Linked DNA regions of Homo sapiens: region 1 is linked to region 2. Evidence: chromatin contacts called from ENCODE Hi-C or POLR2A ChIA-PET data. All regions are on one chromosome and are shown on one strand. The core of a region is the stretch at or near the end of the contact, and the rest is flanking DNA. Distances in the headings are between cores, read along the strand shown.

Evidence for each region. A loop is a pair of places that touch in the nucleus more often than their neighbours do. ChIA-PET counts read pairs that join two places held with the same protein, here RNA polymerase II (POLR2A). Pooled maps may share reads with other maps.
Region 1: a map of CD8-positive, alpha-beta T cell shows a loop between it and region 2 (11-fold over the local background). The contact joins the promoter of LFNG here to the promoter of GRIFIN in region 2. A Hi-C loop is called at or near these places in 35 of 168 maps with a recorded cell type or tissue (B cell, CD14-positive monocyte, CD4-positive, alpha-beta T cell and 20 more), 1 of 37 single-sample maps with no recorded cell type and 25 of 50 pooled maps. POLR2A ChIA-PET finds 5 or more read pairs at or near these places in 16 of 52 experiments (B cell, CD4-positive, alpha-beta T cell, CD4-positive, alpha-beta memory T cell and 11 more).

The regions. Positions count from the first base shown.
Region 1 is chr7:2,518,524-2,521,767 of GRCh38, forward strand. LFNG (LFNG O-fucosylpeptide 3-beta-N-acetylglucosaminyltransferase) reads left to right here and starts at 1,251. Exons shown (of 8, transcript NM_001040167.2): 1 at 1,251-1,770. The coding sequence starts at 1,339. RefSeq lists silencers at 777-1,306, 1,317-1,426.
Region 2 is chr7:2,475,059-2,478,019 of GRCh38, forward strand. GRIFIN (galectin-related inter-fiber protein) reads right to left here and starts at 1,340. Exons shown (of 5, transcript NM_001394787.1): 1 at 1,314-1,340; 2 at 862-941; 3 at 611-770; 4 at 83-249. The coding sequence starts at 1,325. RefSeq lists a silencer at 2,782-2,851.

The sequences.
Region 1 (3,244 bases), core at 1-2,500, 43 kb after region 2:
ACTATGTCCCAAAACCTGTTCCAGGTCTGAATGACACCAGGTCGCTGCTGTCTTGCGGCTGACATTCAGGTAGAGGTAAGGAGAGGGGCTCCAAGGGCACTTAAAGAATTTAAAATGCCATCTCAGGCGTGAACATAACTCCGAGGGGGGCAGTTTAGCCACGGTGGTGGCGGTGGTGGTCGTGGTGGTCGCAGAGACCCTGCTTAGGAGGGCACGGGAAGACAGCGCAGCCACGGGCAGAGCCGCCTCCGTCCACGCTTCCGGAGGACGTGGCGGGCAGGGGGCTCACACCCTGCTCAGGCGACCCTTGGCCACTTCCGGGCCCCTCGCCCCTCACCCTCGGCTGCCGGCGCGCATTCCTGCCGCCCCCGCTCGTGCGAGGGGCGGGCCCGGGCCCGTGGGAAGGGCCGGGGATGGGGGCCGTGTGCCGGGGAGGCGGGGTGGGGAGGGCGCACAGCTGGGCCGCATCTGGCCCGAGCGCAAGGAGACCAAATGGGACAGAAGGCGGCCTTTCATCCGGCGAGGGAAGTGGCGGCCTTCGTTTCTCCTCGCCATGGGGCGCCTGAGGATTTCGGGGAGCCAACCCTCCCGACGGAGGGCCAGGATCGAGGAAATCAGCCAGGGAGGAAGGAGTGGAATTTGGTTCTGGTGCTTTCTCGTTAGAACCTCGTGTCCCCACCTGCGGCACAGGTGGCCAAGCTCTTGCTCTGTACAAATAACGGCTCCCCTGAACCGAGCGCTCGGGAAGACCCAGGCGCCACCCCAGTTTGCAAGGCCTGCCGCGTCCCAAGGGGAGGAAGCCGTGCTCAGGAGGGGAAGCGCACAGCGAGGAAGTAGGATGTCCCCCGCGGTGCGTCGGAGCCCAGAGCCCGGGTCTCAGCACCCTGCCCGCTGCGCCGAGGGCGCGCCCCTCCCGTGCCGGGACGCCCGGTGCATCCCCGGACGGCGCTGGCCAGGCTGGGTTTCCTCTTCAGGGACACCGGCGCGGGCCGGGCCCGTCCCCAAGCCCCTCGGCGGCCCGCAGGGGCTACCCGGGGCGGGGGGGGTGCGGGGCGTGCACGTGCGCGCCGGGGGCGGGGCCGCTGCGCCCTCTGGGCAGTTCCCAGCCCCCAGCCGCGGCCCCACGTGGGTCTGCGGGCGTGGAGCGGCGACCGGCGCGAGGCCCCGCCCCCGAGCCCGGGAGCCAATGAGCGCACGGGGGCGGGACCGGGGCGGGGAGGTTTAAGAGCGCGGGACACTGGTGCTGCGCTGCTGGACTGCGCCGCCGGAGCGACGGGCTTCGGGTCGGTGCAAGGCAGGCGCACGGGGAAGGGCGCGCCGCGCGGCCGCCACCCCACCATGCTCAAGCGCTGCGGCCGGCGCCTGCTGCTGGCGCTGGCGGGCGCGCTGCTCGCCTGCCTGCTGGTGCTCACCGCCGACCCGCCGCCGCCTCCACTGCCCGCCGAGCGCGGCCGGCGCGCGCTGCGCAGCCTGGCGGGCCCCGCGGGGGCTGCCCCGGCGCCCGGGCTGGGGGCGGCGGCGGCGGCGCCCGGGGCGCTGGTCCGCGACGTGCACAGTCTGTCCGAGTACTTCAGCCTGCTCACCCGCGCGCGCAGAGATGCGGGCCCGCCGCCCGGGGCTGCCCCCCGCCCCGCCGACGGCCACCCGCGCCCCCTGGCCGAGCCGCTCGCGCCCCGAGACGTCTTCATCGCTGTCAAGACCACCAAAAAGTTCCACCGCGCGCGCCTCGACCTGCTGCTGGAGACCTGGATCTCGCGCCACAAGGAGATGGTGAGCCCCCCGCGGCCTGGACTGGCGGGCGAGCGGGGCGGGGACCCACCATCTGGTCCAGCTGGTGGCAGTGTCCCATGGGAGTCAGGCTGCATCCCCATCCAGCCACTAGGGCCATCTGTGGGCGACGCCAGTGCACCCCGGTGCACCCAGTTTGCCTGCTGGGGCCACTCTCCCGTTACAGTTGTGTTACTGTCCCCGGGGCCCCGCCTCCTGTCCAGCTCCAGAGTCCTGGATGGCTGCAGGACCCTACACCAGTCTCCAGTGCTTGGGGTTGGTGCCCTGTGATACTTCTCACCCCGTAAACATTGGAGCGCATTCATAGGGCATTATGTCCTCAAACTTCCACAAGCAAATTCTGTTCGGACCCACCCTCAGCTCAGACCCCTTCCTGGGGAGAAAGGCTCTTCCTTTAGAGAAGTGAGGGGTTCTGACCTCTGGGCCCTTTCCTCATCACAGTGTTAAGGTACGGGGAGGGAGGGAAGTCATTGCTGGTTGGTGGGTCCTGGGGAGTACATCTCAAAGAACTCCAGGTTTTGGGGTCTGTGTGGGGACCCTCCCCGCACAGTGCAGTAGTCTCTGAGGCCTGCAACCTTGGGCACAGCCCACTTCAGTTGGGCATCAGCTTCTTACACACACATAATTAAGACACACCCCACTTTGAACATTTCCCTCGAGGCCACAGCAGGACGGTTGGGCTGGGGCGGGATGGGGACAGTGTGTGGGGCTTGCAGTCGGGGACTGGGGGGGTGTCTCTGGGCTGGGAGATGCAGAGGCATTTGCTGTGAGGGTGGGGGCTCAGGGAAGACCCTGCACGCCTTCCTCCCTGCTCAAACCCCGGAGACCCAGGGCCTTCTGACCTGGCGCTGTCCTGTTTTGGGGCACTGTGGGTGGGTGGGAGCAGGGCTTGGTGAGGTCATGAGGGCGACGGGGAGGGGCAGGGTCCTCCCTGGTCCTGGCGTGGGGAAGGGGCCCTGGGAACCCCATGGCAGCCTCCTGGGAACACAGCGTCCCATTCCCAGGGGCTCAGCGGGCTGGCGGGAGGGGGCGGCGGGGGCCGTGGGTTTTGTTTGGCGGCCGGGCCGTTAGGATTCCCAGCGCCGGGCGGCTCTCACGCCGGCCCCTTGGGCAAGGTAACAAAGCCCCTTTCTCCAGCGAGAAAGGCGTCGGGCCCCTTGTGTGCAGCTACGCGCTCCGTGGGAACCGCTGCTGGCGTGCTGGCCACTCAGGTTGCCTGGCGATGAGGGGACCAGCGGGCCCCCCCAGCATCTCTTACTGACAGTCCTTTTGGGGCACCATCCCTGAGCCTGGCCCCCCCACCCCCAGCACTCAAGCCTTACTGCTATGTGATCTTGGGCATCCTTCAGCCCCACTCTGGGCTACCACCAGCTCTGAGCACCTCTCATCTTGGAATTTGGGGCCTTTCTCCAACAGAGGGGATGTGGTCAGAGGGCTGGGCTGTGTGATCCTGAGC
Region 2 (2,961 bases), core at 90-2,589:
AGGGTGAGAAGCAAAATCCCTGCTGGGGTGGGCAGTGTGGGGCAGGAATGGGCAGGGACCTGGGTAGAGGCAGGGACTTTACCCCCAGCTCAGGCCCCTCTTGGCCAGCTCCACCTGGGCCAGGCAGTGGTCACTCAGCACGCGCACCCTGGTGGTGGCGCCCAGCGGCCTCTGACGGCATGGGAACTGTAGCACCTTGTGCTCCGGGGCGTAGACGTGGAAGTGCTCCGCGTCCCAGCTGACCTCTATCTGGGCAGGCTGGGGCCAGTGACCTCAGTGCCAGCCCCCAGGGCCTGGGGTCTGGTCCCGCTTTTAACGGTGATGTGCCTGCCGGCCGTCTCCAGGAAGGACAGCCTGGCAGGCCCCGGGGGTCCCTTGGCTTGGAGCCCCCAGCCCAAAGTCCCCTCCTTTCTCCCAAGATGGGGTGGCTGGTAGCCAGGGTGGTGGGTACCTACTGCACACGTAGGGAAACTGAGGCCAGGGAGGCCACCCAGACCTTGCCCTGGCCCACTGACCTGTAAGCGTCCACCGTGAACCCGCTGCCCACTGGCCCCCTGTTCCCCCACGGGCCTTCCCTGCCTAGCCCAGGCCCCACCCAGGCCCCTGTCACCTCAAAGGGCTCCCCCGGGGCCAGCGGGAAGATGCTAGACACCTGCTCCGGGCCCCAGCGGCCGTACTGGAAGGCATTGCCCACCACAGTGGCGCTGGAGAACCGGGGCTTGATGTGGAAGGCAATGTCCCCCGTCTCCAACAAGAAGTTAGTCTCGAACCTGGGGCGGACATGGTGCGGGTCAAGAGCTGCAAAGAGCTGGGCCGGCCACCCAGCCCAAGGCCCAGCGAGGGGAGGGCGGTGCCGCTGACCTGTCCTCTCCAGAGTCAGCATGTCCCTGGACCAGCAGCTTCCAGCCGGGGGCCAGGCCGCCCGCACAGAAGGCTTTAGACTGAGTGGAAGAGACAGGGGGACCAGCCTCATGGGGCTGCAGCCTCCTCCCTCCCACCCCCACCCCCACCCTATCCCATCTGTCCAGGAAGGTCCCTGCCCACCCAGCCTGCCCCCAACCCAGTGCCAGACATAGGCTAAGGCTCTGTTCATCTGGTGTCTTTGTGACAGGGTGACCAGGGCTGGGGTGGGAGGGACACACCTGCCCAGCAGGCCAGCTCTGGGGGGACCTTCACCCTGACGCCCTCTCAGCCCTGAGATCTGATGAGAGGCCAGAGCCCATACCCCATCTCTGTGCAGAGAGAGCACGGGTGGCTCAGGGAGCCCCCAGCCCTGCACCGTTCTCCTTCTCCAGGTCCAGGGTCTCACCCACCTGCACTGCCATCTGCTCCCAGCCACTGTGGGAGGGCGCGGGGAGCCTGGGGTATAGATGGGGGGCTAGGGGTGGGAAGTGCCGGGGGGCTGGGGGTGGGGAGCGCCGGGGGAGGGCTGGGGGTGGGGAGCGCCGGGGTGGGGCTGGGGGTGGGGAGCGCCCGGAGTGGGGGGGCTGGGGGTGGGGAACGCCGGGCCCCACCCCCGGGTGACTTGGCAAGGTCTCTGGGCCCTTCCCAGCCCATATCTCCCTACCCCTCGGGCCTCTCCCTTCCAGCTGGTTCTCTGTGCAGGCGCAAGGGAGATGGGTCACCTGCCCCTGCTCCCCCAAGCCCTCTCCTGCCTGACTCTCACCCACTTCACTCCTTCAGGATCCAGGAAAGCAGCCACTCCTTTCTCACTGGGACGGCAAGGTCTAGGCAGGGACCCTGGCCCGGCTCTTCCTCCGGGATCACGGGCCCCTCCAGGGACTCGAACCCTCCCATCCGGCCAAGGGCAGGCTTAGGAGGGGAGGCTTGGCTGCCGACCCCTGCCCTGGCTTCCCAGGTCCCGTCTGACCACGTGGTGCTGCAGGGCCTGTCCCCCAGCCCACCCTGGCCCCCGCCGCCTGCCCCCACTGGCTCAGCCACCCCATGGGGCATACAGCAAGGATTAGGCCGGCGCTGGTCAGCGCATTCCAGGCTCTGGCAGGCGAGGGGAGGGCTTTTCCCACACCCAGGATGCTCCCCACCTCAGGCTGAGCATGGGGGGGACCAGCTGGGCCCTCAAGGAGGAAGGGAGGTGAGCAGAGAGAGTCTCAGGCTGTCGGGCAGCTTTGGGGCCTCCGAGGACGGGAACCGGCCCGAAGTGGACCTGGAGGGGGCACAGAGCCCTAGGGCTGCTGCAGGTGGGTGTGTGTGCAGCCATGTGCAGCCATGTGCAGTGCGTGTGCAGTGATCTCGTGGGTGGGTATCCTGGCTGCAGGCCGGACGATTGTGTGAGCCCATGAGTGTGCGAGGCATGGGGTGTGAGTTCCAGAGACTCTGGGTGACAGGGAGGTTTGCTGTGTCCCTGCCTGTGTGTCTGAAGAGGCCTGGCCCCCAGGATGCCCCCGCCAGGATTCTCCATTCTCACGTCTCCTGCCGCCCTGTCCCCGTGTTCGAGTGGGCCCTCCAGTCCCCCATCCGCAGGGGTCCCTTCCAGCCATTCTCTCCAAGCCCTGGCAGGGCTGACCTGGGTCCCGCCTGACCTCTCCATGGGTGCTGCCGCTGGGGCCTGTGCCCGGACGTCCTGGTAGGAGGGTGGGACTGCTGAGGCCGGGAGGGGCCTCAAGGTGGTCGTGACTGTCCGCCAGCCCCCTGGGTGGTGCAGAGCAGTGCGGAGCCTGCGGCTGTGGAGCCCGTCTCTCCTGCCTGGCTCGTAGCAGGGCTGGCCGTGGCCCTGCAGGGGGCAGCCCTGGGCAGCAGAGGATGAGCGTGCCTGCCCTCCCCGGCCACATCCGCGTCCCCATCCTGCCTGGCCGTCCTGGGGCCCAGCAAGCCGCAGGTCCCTCCTACGTGCCTCCCCCAGAAGAGCACAGAGAGGGAAGCCCTCACCACAGCAGGAAGGGGAGCCAGTGCTTCCTCCCCCTCCCTGTCCTGCCCCCAGCCCCAGGGACAGCCCTGGTTTCA